3 separate regions of the Homo sapiens genome follow, and regions 2 and 3 are each linked to region 1. A link is a loop called in an ENCODE intact Hi-C map of the cell type or tissue named here. Cell type or tissue: PC-3. All regions are shown on one strand. Links, peaks and the distances in the headings refer to the core of each region. The heading gives the core; the rest is flanking DNA. Region 1 overlaps KLF12 (KLF transcription factor 12). Region 2 overlaps KLF12 (KLF transcription factor 12). Region 3 overlaps KLF12 (KLF transcription factor 12).

Region 1 (5,627 bases), core at 395-5,394:
AGAAAGGCATGTAGTTGTTCTCTGCTGCGTGTTAGAAAGAGTCCTTTAGGTCTTCTGCTGTCAGGTGGGCTCTGCATGTCTCCCCACCCCTCCAAGGAATTCAGGACCTGAGGAGCACATTTCAGAGGTTAAAGACAGACTGGGAACAGGCCTGCATCTCTTCTGTGAAAAGTTCTGGCTGCCTTGCCTCATTCTCTTAATGAGATTTATGCTGTGTGTATGTGGTCATGTGTCTTCAATCAGAGTGTAAACTCCTAGAGGACAAGGACTATTTCTTATATTTCTGGTTTGTATCTCTTATAGTTTCTGGCACATGGTGAATACATTATTTATTCAGCTTGTCTGGGCATTATAATTAGCATGGTGAAAAATATAAAACCAGTCAATAGATAATTGTCAACCTGCTCTATGTCATAGGGTTATTGTGAACATAAAAATCAAAATTGTAAATATTGGAAATACGCATTCTCATTGGTGACAGGAGTCCTCATCTCGTAGCCATGTGAACCGGATAGGTGTGGTAGCATATGGGCACCACCTCTGTGTGCCTTCTGTTTGGAGTTCTCTGACTCTTGCATTTTTAGTTAAGTGAAAGCTAGGTAGATAATTATTGCAGTCACCTGAAATGTGACTTCGGTTTTCTTGCTTGTCGGTAACACAGCACATGCTGCTGGCAGCCTCTAGGAAGGGCATGTGCTCTTGTGATACGCTTCAGGGGCACAGCAAGGAGTGCTTGAATGACTTTGTCTGTGACTTTGGTGCGTGCGTCCTGCTGTTACAAGAGCTTCCCAAATGCTGTTAGCCTTTGGATGTTCTAACATGTTACTAAGCAAAGGACTGAAACAAGAAGAGTATTAGAACTATCACACCCAGAGATAAGGTAGTATATAGAGGATACTGCCCCAGAGATATACTATGTGATTTTATTCCTGGCCCTGCAGTTCACCAGCTGGAATGACATTGGGAAGTTATTTTCTATCTCCAGGCCTCTATGCCCTCATCCATACAGTGGGGGTGCTGGAGATGAGGGCTTCTCTCCCAGGTGAAGTCTGCCATTCTATGATCCTGGTGAGGAGCAAGGGGTGAGACAGAGCCTTTCTGTTTATGCATTTATGAGTCTTACTGCAGTGAAGCTTCCTGTGTATGGAAGTGTAAATTCACAGACTTCAAAGTGAGAAAGACCTGAGTTCAGATGGTATTCAGCCTGGTACCAGCTGTGTGGGTCATGCTTAGTCTCTCTCCTTTAATCCTACTCACCTGGAAGATGGAATTAACCACCCATCTTCACAGGAGCCTGCCTGCCTTTGGTGGGTACTGAGTCAGTGTTCTTTTGAAGAAAAACAGGAGAAAAAGGCCCTATTACTTTCGTTTATGTTGCTGCAATTCTCATGAAGTATCTAGTAGAGATTTCAACATCTATGTTAATTCATAATTCTCCAAGTAGACATAGGGTAGGTAGATCTGAAATTAGAACTCTTTTTTTAATTTGAATTTTTATTTAAGGATATCTGGAAGAATGTTTCAAATTCTGATTAGAGTTTATTATGTGAAATAATGGAACACAAAAAATAATGTCAATAACAGAATAAAAACAGAATCATGGAACCAAAAAAATGAAAATAGTTTATTCTGCCTAATTTTGTGTATTTGAAATTCTTTAAATTAAAATGTTTTAAAAAGAAAAGATGAGCTCTCTAAATAAAAATATTTTTGAAAACTACATAGGTGCAGAGGACTCAGAGGGAGACCTGAAAGCAACATTTCTTAGTCACCCTCACTGTTTATTTCCTAAGTCTGAGGAATCTGCCGCGGGGAAGGAGCTGACCTGAGTGTCTACACTAACTGCAAGGGTGTTGAAGCCATTGGTTATCCTGCCTCTCTTCTCTCCTGTAGAACCAGGTACAGTTCTGATCCGTGGGCCGGCAGAGAAGAGCGGCAATAGTGCGGCAGAAACAGGGAAAGAGATTGGGTGTTTTGCTCATTTTAAGTGCTCTAAGCAGTCAGTAATTGAGTGGAAGACAGATTCCTTTCTGTTACCCTTGGGGAAGCGAGCCTGATGCCTCTTTGCCATAGCCATGTAGCTAGAAAGGGTGCAGGCATTGCCGCAGACAAGTATAGAATCACGTCAATACTCCATGCCTTAACTACCAGGAAATATCCACCTTGGCCAGACCAGAGATTCCTATGCACTCCCTCATTTTAGAGGCAGAACAAAAGAGGATAAGGGAGACTCAGTCTTTTCCCTAGAGGCAGCTTGCAGTAACTCTTAGAAACCATTCTGCAGGACATTAATAACAAGGTGTTGAAGCTATTCCTATATCACCAAGAGCTGACTAGCATCATGAAGTCAGCTGTAATGTAACTTCCTTAAGAGCAGAGCTTATGCTTTATGTTTCTTGTTATTCCTCATCATCTCAGCACAGGAGCTTATGAATCGGCAGGGCTCAATAAGTGGTGATTCATTCATGTGCTATTTGTTGTAAGTGAGAGGCTGTTTGCCACACTGGAATTGAGAGGATTTGGAGACGGGTGCTTTTTTGAAAAAGACTCCAGTCGTTAGGCTTAATAAAGAAATATAGACGGGTGCAGGTATTGTAGCTGAACCTGGAAATGTGCTATGGAATGTTTACTTAACGCAGGAAATAAATTACATTAAAATTCAGTAGCATTAGGGGGAAAAAACCCAACAATTAGCCTAACTTTTTTCCTCAGTAAACCTATTTAATTTTACACTAACGATCTAGTGTACATCTGTGCGTAAAGGCGTAGTAAGACAGTGTTACTTTAATGACTTTATCAGAAGTGAAAAAAGGGCATTATTAAAAATGCCACTTGCATTACCCTTTAACCAGGGGCTCATTATTCCCTCTCCTGCTGTGGAACAGGGGCCAGCGTTTGACTAAATTGGTAGAATTATCTTGGAAATACGAGTTTGCTTATCATTTAATATTCTCTGATGACCTGCTGCTTGAGATCTTTTGATCTGTAGTGAAATCTTTGCATGTCACTACCTGGCTTCAAAGAAAAACATTTGCAGTTGCTGTGTTATGGCTAATGTGAGAAGACCATTTTTTTTTTTAAGCGGAAAGAAATATCTGCTCTTGCAAAACTCCTATTTTAAGAAGAGGTATCCTCCACTAAAGATGCAGAGTTAGACTGATTTTAATAATGTCAGAATGGCCAATAAATATATTAATACAAGGAATTGAAAATCAATGAGCTGTGATAGTAATTACAGATAGTACCCAAGGGAAATATAGCAGGCAGACAAATCCTTTCCCTCAGGGCCTGCCCTGGGCAAAGCTATGAAGTTGAGAATTCTGCCCTTCTTCCCTTTAGCAATGTACTTTCTCTTTCAACTTAATTCTCCTGCCACCCACAATCCAGATGTCCCTGCGCTCTGATGGTGCTGTAATGGTTCAAGGTACCAACAGATGACCAGTTCTAACCACAGTCTCATTAGTTGAAGAGAATGTAAAGTGCCCTTTCCTAGAGTTATTTGCATTTTTATAGGGTCAGTGCTTTGTAAAAAGGAATATTTCTTAAGGAAATTAAATACTCTGAGTGATTTGAGCATTTTGATTTCAGGCAAATTAACCTTTCCAGAATATTTCAGCTTCTACAAGATCATGGTCTGCATTGTCTCCTTGTCTTTGTGGAAGAATTTTTTTAAAAAAATCTGGACCATCAAGCGTGTTTTCTCTGTAGATGTGTTTTCTTGAGCTAATGTTTGCATACCGGTTCAGAGTTTATAAAGTGCATCACAAAAAATATCCTTTTTTATTTATTTATTTTTTTTTGAGACGGAGTCTCGCTCTGTCGCCAGGCTGGAGTACAGTGGCACGATCTCAGCTCACTGCAAGCTCCACCTCCCGGGTTCAAGCGATTCTCCTGCCTCAGCCTCCCAAGTAACTGGGATTATAAGTACATGCCACCATGCCTGGCTAATTTTTGTATTTTTAGTAGAGACGGGGTTTCACCATGTTGACCAGGATGGTCTCGATCTTCTGACCTCGTGATCCACCTGCCTTTGCCTCCCAAAGGGTTGGGATTATAGGCCTGAGCCACTGCGCCTGGCCAAAATATCCTGTTTAACCTTTAGAGGAGTTTTGCTTCTGACCACAAAGGATTAACTCTTGTGGGAATTGACTCCCACCATGAACAACTAGAAACTCAGATGAAATAAGAGATGTTTTTTCACATATTGGACAACAAGCGATGGTCCTTGAGAGGAGAGCAGAAAACGTGATGAACTCTACAGTGGCCTCAGCTTACTGCTTGGAGGTAACTTCCGGGCGGCAAAGCAGGGAGGAAGAACCCAAACAGGGCCTCGCCGTCTCACTGAGCTAAGCAGACAGGGTTTGGTATTTGGAGAAGTTAGGACAACTAGTTTGTGAGAAGAATACTGTAGAGGAGGGAATTGCACAAAGAGAGAGCTCTGGAGATCTCCAGAGGGGCCCACTAAAGGGTTTGGTGAGTACTTATCTTCCTGTGTATTGGAGGAAGGCAAGGAAAGGTCGGCCATACAGCAGTAGGTTGAACAATTCTTGGAGCTCACATAAAGCTGACAGAAATCAGGGTGGAGAGACCTCTTCATATGTGAGGCATTGGGAAGAGGGCTTGGAAGGGTCACAGCTTAGTGGCCCTGAGTCCTGGAATAGACTGCTCTGGACCTACCCTGACAAGCCTTAGAAACAAGCATTGAAAGGACCGAACTGATCTGCAAGTCACTCAGCTGTATACCAGAACAAAAATGCACTCCAAAGAATACACGATCTAGTGCTGAATGATGTAAAAATCACAATGTCTGGCATCCGATCAAAATTACCAGATGTACAAAGAAGCAGGAAAATAGAACTTATAACCAAGTTTTAAAAATGAATCAATAGAAACACATCCAGAAATGACAAATAATTGGCAAAGATCTTAAAACATCTATTTTGTATCTTATATGCTCACAAATGTGAAGGAAAACATGAAAATGATGAGAAGAGAAATGGAAGGTACAAAAAGATAAAAAATTAAACAGATGAAACATACACCATGTATGTCTGTTTTTGCATTGCTGTAAAGAAATACCTGAGGCCAAGTGCTCACGCCTGTGATCCCAAGGGAGGTGGATCACTTGAGCGCAGGAGTTCAAGACTAACCTGGACAATGTGGTGAAACCCCATTTCTACAAAAAATACAAAAATTAGCCAGGCATGGTGACACATGCCTGTAGTCCCAGCTACTCCGGAGGTTGAGATGGGAGGATTGCTTGAGCTCGGGAGGTGGAGGTTGCAGTAAGCCAAGATCCCATCACTGCACGCCAGCCTGAGCAACACGAGACTCTGTCTCAAAAATAAATAAATAAATAAATCATGGCAGAAAGCAAAGTGGGAGCTCGTGCATCATGTGGTGAGAGGGAGCTGGTGCCAGGATAACAACTTGTGAACTCAGAGTGAGAACGCATTCATTACCATGAAGACAACACCAAGCCATTAATGAGGGATCCGCCCCCATGACCCAAACACCTCTCCCTAGGCCCACCTCTAACATTGGAGGTCGCATTTCAACATGAGATTTGAAGGGGAAAAAAACTTCCAAACCATATCATACTGTATTTAAAATTTTAAAAATACAGT
Region 2 (5,627 bases), core at 363-5,362, 89 kb after region 1:
TTTCATTTACTACTAATAAAAAATTGTATTTACTAAGGGAAACCCAGGCACCAAAACTAAGCCATGTACCTACTGTGCACTTCATGTTCAAAAGGAATTTGGCTCTTCACCTAAAATATACTAGTCTTTAAAATAATGCAGCGTAACCTAAAAGCTCCAAGGATGTGGAGTCATAGATTTAGTTTAATTCCTTTTTAATGTGAAATAGAGTAAATTTCTTTAAGCACTTCCTATAAAAGGTACATGTTCAATTAATCACTAAGTCACACAGTGAAATTTATGTAAACTAATTTTCTACCAAGACACAAGAAACAAATATGCTCCTGTATTGTCTCATAATAAGACTGCTAAAGAATGACCAACATCCCAAAGCAATTATTTGAATCTATTTGTTATATTATTGTCATAATGGATGCACACTGAAGTGTGGATTGATTTAAGTTATTTATACTGTGGAATTAAGAAATCAGGCCAGTCAGTTAAAATGTATTCCATCAACTGTTACATGATCTTCCTGTGGGCCAATCTAACTCAGCTAGAAAGTAGAGGAAAAAAAAGTATCAAATGACAGTTGTCTATATTTTAAGAGAAAATTGTTTCTAAATAATCATAAGAGATCCCTAAAGATGACTTGTTCAGCTTTTTGTAACATGTATTTATTTGGTTCAGTAAACACTGTGCCTCCGCAATGACTGTATTTATGAGATTCTGTGTCAGAATATATCTTACGCTACATTCAGTGAGTCAAGTTCCTCCTGAGATAGTTTTAGTAATAGAGTAAGTTCTGTTTGGAATTTTTAGTTCTAACCGGAGGAAGTTCTGCTCATTTGCTTGTCTCTCTCATTTCTCAGTATTACTTAAAAAGCACTTAATGCCATTAACCCAATCTTCACAACCGTTGTATGAGTTTGGAATTAACATCACACTTTTATAGATGGATAAGCTAAGACCTAGAGAATTTTCGTGATGATACCAAGATCGCACAGCTAATAAACAACAAGGATTGGTGATGAATCTAAGTCTTTTGTGTCCAAATAAAATTTTCTTTGTATAATATCACACAACAGGATACAAAACAAAGATTCTTGTGACAGTTAAGCCATGAGCTATGTAATGTTAGGCAAGTTACTTTATAATCTTTTCTAAAAATTGCCATGAAATTATTTCTCAACACATTTGTAAAAGTAAAATGGAACATAATTTATTTAAATGACCGATGACTGAAAGGATAGATAGATAGCTGGGACCATCTTGTGTGTACGTGTGAATGCCCATGTATGTCAGCCCCATCTCTAAACATTGCTGGTGTTACTAAAGAGGAAAGAGCATGTGAATCTTGAACGACATTTAGTAGAATATTATGCATTGCTCCTCAGCTCTGACTACACAGAAAAATCCCTGGAGGGGTTTCCAAAGATAGAGTAGTATCCGGACATATTTTTCTTTCTTTTTAAATTCCAGGTGATTAAAATATACGACCATCATTTAAAATTGTTTTGTTCACAGACAGACTGTAATAAAATTCAGTTGATAGCAATAGATAACTGTAGGAAACACATCTAGTACTCTGGGAACTAACAAGTAGGAGGTTTTAGATTCATTTGACATTCATTCAACAAAATGCCTAAAGCTGAAATTACATTTTAAGATGTTTATTCAGGAAAAAAAAGTTATCTGATTAGAAAACCTCAAATGTAATTTCCAGATCACTCAAAAAAAACATGTTCACTGGAATGTTATATGTAATATTTTATCAAGTGGGTTAATGTGAGTAAAACTGGCTTTGAGACTTTTGGAGAAAAGACAATGTGACAGCATAATCCTTATGTTTATCTTTAGGTTTTCACACACATTGTTTTTAATGAAGTATATTGTTCCATTTACTTTTCTGGCCTTTTGTGTGTATTTGTGCAATTATTTAATATGTATTATAAAAATTTAAGTTTTACAGTGTACCTTTTCAAGGAATATTATATAATCTTTTGGAAAATGAAATTACTCTCCTCTTTGACAAAAATCCAGTGTTCTTATACAATCTTCATGTTGTTAGAAGGAGGGTTTTAGCATGAATATGAATACAGTAAGTCTTCTATCTTTCATACCAGGGACATCAACAGCAAAAATTCAGCTATAGTCACCACTCCCAGGCAAAGATCATGATGGGCTTTTATTTAAAAACAAACAAAAAAACCCCACTTAGTTGACACTGCCATGAGAATTCATTAATGAATCAAGAATTGAGGAGTTACTAAACAAGGGCAAAATGTTAGTATGGAATTCTTTGTCCTTTTTGCAGAAGTGTCTCTTCCTTGTGCTTAAAACTTACGACCTTTCTTTGTTGTTTCTCCTCTTTTCAGTGTTCTTATCCCCTTTGAGGCTGGTTCCTGAGTGGCATACCCCGTATCTCCTCTCGCTTTCTCTAATACTTGTAATCCTTTCATTTAATTTTCACTATTCTAAGTATTTCTTACTTGGGATTCTTTCCTTTGTATCTCCTCAGCCTTCGTTCCCCCTTGTGGCCATTTGTAGTGCTCCCTTCCTGTCAGCACAACCACACATTTACAGATGCAAATCTCAGAACCAATGCTTTTTTTTTTTTTTTTTTTTTTTTTATGGAGTCTCCCTCTGTTGCCCAAGCTGGAGAGCAGTGGCATGATCTTGGCTCACTGCAGCCTCCACCTCCTGGGTTCAAGCGATTCTTCTGCCTCACCTTCCTGAGTAGCTCGGATTACAGGTGTGCACCACAAAACCAATGCTTTTGATTTTCCATTTCCTAAAAGTAAAGAAATGAATTTCTAATGATGATTTCAGGAGTAAGACTTTTGGGTCGTTTTTCTTCCCTAAAAGGAGGAACACAAGTATGTGCCATAGCTGTTTTGAGACCATATTTTTGCAGTACTTCTGGCTTTACAGATATGTCTGTGTAATCTGAAGCTGCAATTATGGATGACTTTACCTGCACCATAATCATTGCATAAGAGATTAGTGTCGGCTGTCAGGATATGCTGCTGTGTCAACGCTGTAAACAGATGAATGGTACAAGAAGGATTTTGTCCTGTTTATACTGATGAAGCATTATTTTTGAGTGTGCTAGCTGCATTTCAGCTGCCACATATGAAAAAGGACCAGCGTCTGTCTCTGTGATTTTACAAATTCATGTGTAATTTGTAGAAGGTTCTCAATAAGATTTCTTTGGTCCCAAAGTTTGGTTTATTCTTCCTTATTTTTGTGAGCCTTTTCTATATTCTGGTTTGAGCTCATGCAAAAGCCATGTAATTCTTAAGTGTCTCAAAGTACCTAGGGGCTCTTAATATTTGGCTTCACAAGTTTCTAATGAAAGCTAATATGCATTAGCTAAAATATATAGCTATATATTATATATGCTATATGTATTATATATAATATGCTATATATATGTTATATATATTATATATAATATATAGCTAATATTATTTATGAGGTATAACCCTGTTGTTCATAGCAACAAGATGTTGTTATGAAACTTCTTAAGAGGTAAATATTTTCCTCAGTAAGAGATTAAGAAGATACCCACAAGAGGTAGACTTGTGTGATAAACAAAGATAATTTAGAGAAGACTAAGCAGTCTGCAAAGCTCAGTAAAACTTGGTGCCTCACAAGCAATCTCCTTACAGATAAGGTCCGCATTTATCAGCTCCCCCTCCTGTATTGTCTGTCTACCCAGTCAACTTTCATTTACATTATAGAACATTTCTGCAGTGATGTACTCTTTACTCCTTGATTTGTAAATGTATGTAGGAATCTTGTGTCTAAGTAGACAGGAGGAGAAAAATTTGTGGTGGAAGTAATCACTCTCTCTAAAATAAGAATTTTTGATATGTTGATACGGTAAAAGGAGAAAAACTTACCTAGACTATATTTAAAGTCAAACTAGTGGTGTTTAATAATATGTGCTTACTGATATGTTTTATCTTTTAATGACAAACTAGTTGATGTCTTTTATGAAAGCAACCTAAGCAAAGAATTTCTATGTGGGTATAATATAGTAATAAGAAACATTTTGCATTATTCTACAAAGAAATAAAATGATAATGCTGAAATTGAAATACTGTTCTAGTTACAAGAGTAGATAATGCTAATAGCTTTTATCAAAGCAGTTCAATTTATGGTGTTTGTTTTTTCTTTGTTTTTTAAATGTCTTTGAAAAGATTAAAAATTTATTTCTCAATTTCAGCACATAAACTGAAAATCTTGTCATTTAGAATTTCATACAGTAGATATTTTAGATGACTCATTTTAATTGTTTCTAAGTCATTTGTTTTTATAGGTAAGTAACCATGTTAGCTAAGAAAAAGGAAAAACAGCATTAAAACATCAACCCATTTCCTATTTTAGTTGATCTGGTACCATTACTGATTTATTTTCTTTCTTTTCTCAGTTGCTGAGTAAAATGCCCGTGTGCTACTGCCTATTGTATGTTTTGAATGGAGCTGTAATTTATATTCTATTTTAAAAAGGCTTTAGGAAACATGTTTCATTCCTTTAAATGTATGCCGAAGTTTTAGGGGGAATAGCACACCAAAATCTTTTATTAAATGAGGAACAAAATGAACCAATTTAATATAATTTTAGGTATTGTTCTGATCCATAAAAAGTGAAAAAAAGTTTTTGTTCCTCATAAATGGGAAAATAATGTCTATGTTAACCTGGCCAAACAGATGTAACCAAAATAATCAGTAGAGTCTAATTCTCTCTTTTTAGTCTAGACTGACACCACTAATAGTACTCTTATGCCATTTGGGGACTTGCAAGCAGACATTTCATAAATGTTTGTTGAATTTATGAATGAATAGATATATGAGTAAAATTATATTCATGCAAATAATAGCATGCTGATCACATTAGTCTGGGTAAAATCTTGGAGTCTATTATTATCAAATTTTGCTCATTAAAACTTAAAAGAGTGCAGGTGAACTTGAACAACATTATCATCATTATTTCAGATTAAATGAAAATTCATAGACAAATTATAATTTTCAGGATAAGTTTTTCTTAAATTATTATTTCCTAAAATGTCACTTGTAGTTGTGCACATTATTTTGAGAAGAGTTAGCTAATTATTAGAAATGACTTCCATTTAATAAATTAGTGATCAGGTGTGGGAGGTTGAAGAACTTTATGCCCTTTTTTAATGCTCAGAATATACTGAGTATGGTATGGTAACTCTTGCAACAAGTATGAAAGTAGAAATGTCATAGTGAGTTTTCCCACTATTGTTGCCAGGTAATATGTTTCCGTATTGTGATAGTGTTGAGTAAGGGTTAGAATCCTAGAGATTCATATGGCCTCTTTTCTCCTTCATAGAGCACTGATTTCATAGTATTTTAATAATTGTCTATCTGTCCCAATGGAATGAAAATGTCTTTATGGTAGAGGCCTTATTCTGTTTTGTACTCTTATGCCCTCAGTTTTAATCACAGTGACTGTCTCTGAGCAATCCTTCAGATATTTGGAGAACGAATAAATGTCCCATAGCAATAAGAGAAAAAGTAATAAACGTTCAAGTGGTAAGCCATGCATCGATAAAATGTGTGATAAACAAAGATAAATATATGTTCCATTTTTCTCCCCACAGTCTCCAAACGTCC
Region 3 (5,627 bases), core at 481-5,480, 180 kb after region 1:
TGTCTTCTAAATATGCATTTGAAAGAATAATGACTAAAATTGGAACCCAATCAAAAATCTGAATGTGTTCATGCATTTGCTGGAAATACTGCTCAGGATAATAAATCTTAAGGGGTTCCCTGCAGGAATGCTCCATGTGCCAGCAGTTTTGTTCTGGTTTTCATCTGCTGGTCACATTTGCAATGTCATCTTTCTAGCTACAGAGATTTCTCCGTATACACATGGACAGTGAACTAGCAATTTTAAAATCAAACATATTCTTACCTCAATATAATTTTTCTCAGTTGACCACCAGATCTTCATAAAGTTTCTTAGTAATTTCCCTGAAACTAGCTATTTATTACATTTCTTGGCATAGTACAAGATTTGCCTAAGGTAAGACCAGTATCCTAATAATACATTTCTTTAAATTAGTTTTAAGAGAGCAATAGATAGCGTGCAACGTATTTATAAAAAAGATTTAAACCAACTCAGAATCACACAGGTTTTGTCACAGCTGTTTTACATAAGCCCTCAGCTAACTAATAGCTAAGGGGCTGAGGACCCTGCTGAAATCCACTGTCTACTTGTGGCTGTTATCTCTGTCTAAATATTCATTTAGTTTAGTCCCTTTTATCAGATGAAGTTCTTTTTTTGTGTAAATTTATGAGATACAAGTGTAATTTTGTTACATGCATAGGATTGTGTAGGTGAAGTCAGGGCTTTTAGAGTATCCATCACCCAAATAATGTATGCTGTATAGATGGGGTTCTTTTGTTGGAAGTAATGGAAACTAACTGAATATGGCTGCCTTAAGCAAAAGGTGATTTTTCAGGACATAAGGTAGGTTATATGGAGACAAAAGTAAAGAAGAGGATCTGGGCCTCAGGAAACACAGGAGCCAGGACAGCACCCAGGGTCCAGGGAGCAAGATTTAATCAGCAGGTACAGGCCTGGGAGGGGTCAGCTCTAGTTCCTCTGTGTCACCTCCTCAATAATCACAATAGAGGAAGCTAGAGTATGATTGGTCCTGGGTTAGGTGCCCAGCCCTTGGTTACAATCCTACAAAGATGAGATGAGGTGGGAGTAGTTTCCCAAAGGAAAAGTGTTAGTACCAAAAAATGATGGGAAAGACTACTCTTTATAAATTAGAACCATCAATTTGCCCTACCTTTAAATTACCTGAAAGCTCTCGTAAGGGTAGTAGCTTTTCCATGACAAGCTTTAACGCTTTCCATAAGGTCGTAATGCCTTACGTTTTAGAAAGTGAAAGCACTCTATCATTAGTTACTAGGTCCTTTCTCCTTGGTCTTACTCTTAGTTATCGAGTAGCCAAAATGTATGAAGGATGTTCAGTCAAAATAGACAGCATTCTCCTTGAAACCTAAGAGTGTTGATCTTAATCACTTTGAACCTTCATTTCTCTAAAACCCTACTTGGCATCACATATTTAAAAATGCAGCCTTTAAAACCAAACATACGTAGTTATTGCGATATCACATATACGATAGGCAGAAAACAGAGGAACTGCCTATGAAATGCATAAAGCTTTGATCTACAAGCTGGGTTCTGGTATAAATTTCTCACTTATGCTAAATTAGTCTTTATGGCTCTTTAAGATAAATAATATTTATATTTATCTTAAATCAATAAATAAATGATATCTGACCCAGACTATTCAAATTAGGTCTTGAAAGAATCCCCAAGAGGTAAGACTCTTCATAGCATCACCTTGAAAGAAAGTGCTTCACAGTTTGCAATTGCAAAAATATGCAACCAGCCCAAATGCCCATCAGTCAACAAGCGGATAAAGAAAATGTGGTGTATATATACAGTATGGAAGGCTGCTCAGCCATAAAAAGGAATGAAACAATAGCATTTGCAGCAATCTGAATGTAAAAGGAGACCATTATTCTAAGTGAAGTAACTCAGGAATGGAAAACCAAACATCGTATGTTCTCACTCATAAGTGGCAGCTAAGCTATGAGGACGCAAAAGCATAAGAATCATAGAATGGACTTTGGGGACTTGGGGGAAAGGGTTGGGGGGGTGGTGAGGGTACAGTGTACACTGCTCAGGTGATGGGTGCACCAAAATCTCAGAAATCACCACCAAATAACTTATTTATGTAGCCAAACACTACCTGTTCTCCAAAAACCCATTGAAATAAAAAAAAAAAGAGAGAAAGTGCTTTGTCAACCCTAAGTATTAGCCCACAATCAAATTTCAACTTTATGTAAAAGGAATCTCTTACTACCACCTAGGACATTCATTGACATGCCCAGCATTGGGTAAACAAGGCTATAATTTCCTTCAGGTCTCTCGAGCCTTTCCTAAACCTAACAGTTGAGAATTCTGAGCTAGAGGGTATATTTAGGTAGGACTGCAGTTCAATACATTACATAAATATGTACTTGTATGTTACCATGTTTTTGTGATTCTTTAAATCTTCTCTTCCATCCTGTAATGTATTTGGAACACCCTCATAAATGGATATATCATAGGATTAAATTGATATTTTTGTAAAATAGAAATCTCTCCAATTCCATCTCTTTTTCCATTCCTGTACTCATTGCCTTTTTTCCTCAGAGGTCTGAAAAGAAAAAGAAACGCTGCTTTTCTGAGAGTTTGCAGTTTATAGGTATGGAGAAAGAAAAGGGTATACCTATTATTTTTCGCTTTAGATCTGAATTATATTGTACTCTTTGAAGAACCTTGTAGCTTAACTGAAGAATGGACTGATTTCTTACAGTGAAAGTGACTTACAGTAATCTTCCCCAAACTGCACAGTCCATAAGGCATTTATTTGTGAAAGACAAGGAAGTATGGAATTGTATTAAAGGTAGGAGACAAAGGCTAAAGGCAACCATGTGAAGAACAGAGGAAAGTTGCTGCCACCTAGAGGTAAAAGTTGGTAAATTTTGAGAATGTGCTGTGAATACTCAAAAATTCTTGAGTAGACATTGATGTAATGTAATCCTAAACTGAAATGCAGCCAAGTGACTTAGTTTCTGCCTCTAGGTGAGACGAGATTTATTCCATCTCCCTTCACTCCCCATTAGTAGTGTCTCCATATTCCTCATGAGATTTTGGTGACCTGGGTGGGTTTTTGCATTTTTTGCCAGCAGTAGCCTTGTTACTGGTCATAATAACTTAAGTTATTGAAAGTCTTCATCCTGTACAATATAATCTCAGTTATTTGGAAGTCATCATTACCATGGCTAATAGAGAATGTGTTTTCCGCAGTCTTGGCTATCTTTTTTCAAATATACTCTCAGAAGCACCACTAAACTACAGATCTCATCAAATTGTGTGGCTGATGCTCTTTTCCTTTCTCCCAGGAGAGGGCCAGCAGCAGGAGAGGCCTGCGTGATGAGAGGCAAGGGTCCCGGGCACACCAGTCAGAGGAAAGGACCCTGGGACTCTCCTAAGTTATGCCAAGACCTAAAAACAAACGTAGCAGCACCAGTCTCCAGAACAATATGCAATTGAGCCTGTTTTCATTTTGAGTGTTAGGAATTGATTAGATGTAGCCCTAACATTTTAAAAAATTGTCAGAGCATTTTTTTAAATGGAAAGAAGCCTGGGTAGCAAGAAATTTGGTGCTGCCACATTTGGCTTGCTACTCTCTCTTTTCAGGACACCCATATTGCACAACCCCAGGGGGCACTATTCACATCGTATTCTATGTGAAGGGTACCTCCAGGAGCATTAAAGGAAAACATATTGGCATAGAAAGGTGAGAAAATATGAAGAGAATATGTGTGTGAGTTTCCATGTCTGCCTCTCTCTCCTCTCCTGAGTGGGAGGCTTGATTGAATGCTATTGATGATGGCTTTCAAGGAGAAAAGGGCTCCAAAAAAATACAAGAAGATCCAAGCAACACCTTTTAGAAAGGGAGGATCGCAATCAGAGTGTTCCTTGTCTATCTTACACCCTTCTGCTTCCTTAGAATGCATTAGTCGAGCCCCTTCTCTGCCTAGCTTCCATGTGGGCCTTTACTTGCTTGTCTTCTTTATTTTCTCCTAGCCTGTATTTAATTTTAATCCTTAATTTAAGTATTTAAGTTCTATGTCACTTACAAACCTGATCATCTTTTGAAATTGCCAGAGATTGACTTTTTTTTTTTTTTTACACTTGGTAGCATTATCACTTTTCCAGAATATTTGTGTTCATTCATCTGTTCCCTCTTCAGTAAAATTATTGTGCCTGCAATGATCCAGCCACTTTCTGTGCTCTAGGGGCACAGTATTTAATAAGACAAATGCGGCCCCCACTTCTTACCATGTAGTGGAGCAAGAGTGACAACTGGCTAGCATCTGGTAGTGATAAGTGCCTTGATGAAAATGTAATGAGGATATGATTGGAGATGACTAGAAAGCAATCCAAGGGGTTTGGCCAGAAAATGCCTCTTGAAAGGAGGTGACTTGGCATCTGGGAGCTGAATGACAGGAAGGAACCATCTGGGTGAGGGTCTGGGCACATTATTCCAGGTGCTAGAAACAGCTCACACAAAGGCCTTCAGATGGGAACAAACATGGACATTCAAGGAACGAAAAGTGAATGAGGGGAAGCGTGAAACAACCTCAGCTCAGAGAGGTCGGTGGGAGCAGAAACATGTAGTCCGCAGTCTGGGTGGGACGGGGACCGCGGATGACTTTGAGCAGGAGAGTGAAGTGGTGGAGTCTTATGTTTCAGGCTTAGTCTGGCAGCTTGTTGGAGAAAGGGCTGTAAGAGTGTGGAAGGAGGCTGGGCATGGTGGCTCACACCTGTAATCCCAGCACTTTGGGAGGCCAAGGCGGGTCGATCACAAGGTCAGGAGTAAGAGACCAGCCTGGTCAATACAGTGAAACCCCATCTCTACTAAAAAATACAAAAATTAGCCAGTACTAATTTTTGTATTTTTTACAAAAAAATACATAATGATGGTGGCGGGCACCTGTAATCCCAGCTACCTAGGAGGCTGAGGCAGGAGAATTGCTTGAACCCGGGAGGCAGAGGTTACAGTGAGCTGAGATCGTGCCACACCTGGGTGACAGAGCAAGACTCTGTGTCAAAAAAAAAAAAATATATATGTGGAAGGGAGCAGGGGAATGAGTGAGGAAGCCAAGGCTGTGGCTGAGGAGAAAGACATGCTAGCCACGACTAGAATGGTATCCACAGAAGGAGAGAAGTGGATGCAACTAGGATGCGTTCTGAAAACTGTAAACAGCAGTTGCTTATGGAAGGAAATGAAGAGAAGAATCAAGGATGACACCTAGTTTTAGTGTGAGCAACTGGTGGTTGTGGTTGGGAATTTAGAGCAGAAGGCAAGTCCGTAGATGTAAAGGTAGGTGCCATTGGCATATAAATGATAGTTACCACAGGGTGCATGTGTGTGGTGTGGGTGTGTCTATTTGATGTTAAGGGACAGAACAGTTCTTGAGATGAAGAAAATCCGAAGGTAAAAATGCCTGCAAACCATTAACTAAAGGCTGTAAAAATGTACAGTGGATGAGCCACAAATATTAATAGGTGGCTGGGCATGATGGCTCATGCCTGTAATCCCAACACTTTGGGAGGCCAATGCAGATGGATCTCTTGAGCTCAGGAGTTCAAGACCAGCCTGGCCAGCATGACAAAACCCCATCTCTACAAAAAATACAAAA

The links. Hi-C counts contacts between places; a loop is a spot of excess contacts. Peaks named below come from ENCODE experiments on the same cell type or tissue, not always from the same donor. Only the 100,000 strongest peaks of a DNase experiment are listed, where the experiment ranks them.
Region 2: a loop joins it to region 1, with 2.8 times the contacts of the local background. A loop is called at or near these places in 2 of 110 quality-filtered maps.
Region 3: it touches region 1 in a loop (2.9-fold over the local background); 5 of 110 quality-filtered maps call a loop at or near these places.

Annotation. Positions count from the first base shown.
Region 1 is chr13:73,935,362-73,940,988 of GRCh38, reverse strand. The region is part of intron 3 of KLF12 (KLF transcription factor 12); the gene reads left to right. Among named protein-coding and RNA genes, the nearest start is that of KLF12, 200 kb to the left of the region's middle. In PC-3, for the core only: no CTCF peak of the experiment used is centred there; a DNase peak (open chromatin) is centred at 2,428; H3K4me3 peaks cover 473 bases; H3K27ac peaks cover 1,110 bases.
Region 2 is chr13:73,846,361-73,851,987 of GRCh38, reverse strand. It overlaps KLF12 (KLF transcription factor 12), which reads left to right. Exons shown (of 8, transcript NM_001400136.1): 4 at 5,615-5,627. Among named protein-coding and RNA genes, the nearest start is that of LINC00393, 190 kb to the right of the region's middle. In PC-3, for the core only: a CTCF peak has its summit at 2,518 (motif pointing left); a DNase peak (open chromatin) is centred at 687; H3K4me3 peaks cover 575 bases; H3K27ac peaks cover 2,006 bases.
Region 3 is chr13:73,752,151-73,757,777 of GRCh38, reverse strand. All of the region lies in intron 6 of KLF12 (KLF transcription factor 12), which reads left to right. Among named protein-coding and RNA genes, the nearest start is that of LINC00393, 93 kb to the right of the region's middle. In PC-3, for the core only: a CTCF peak has its summit at 2,887 (motif pointing left); a DNase peak (open chromatin) is centred at 2,867.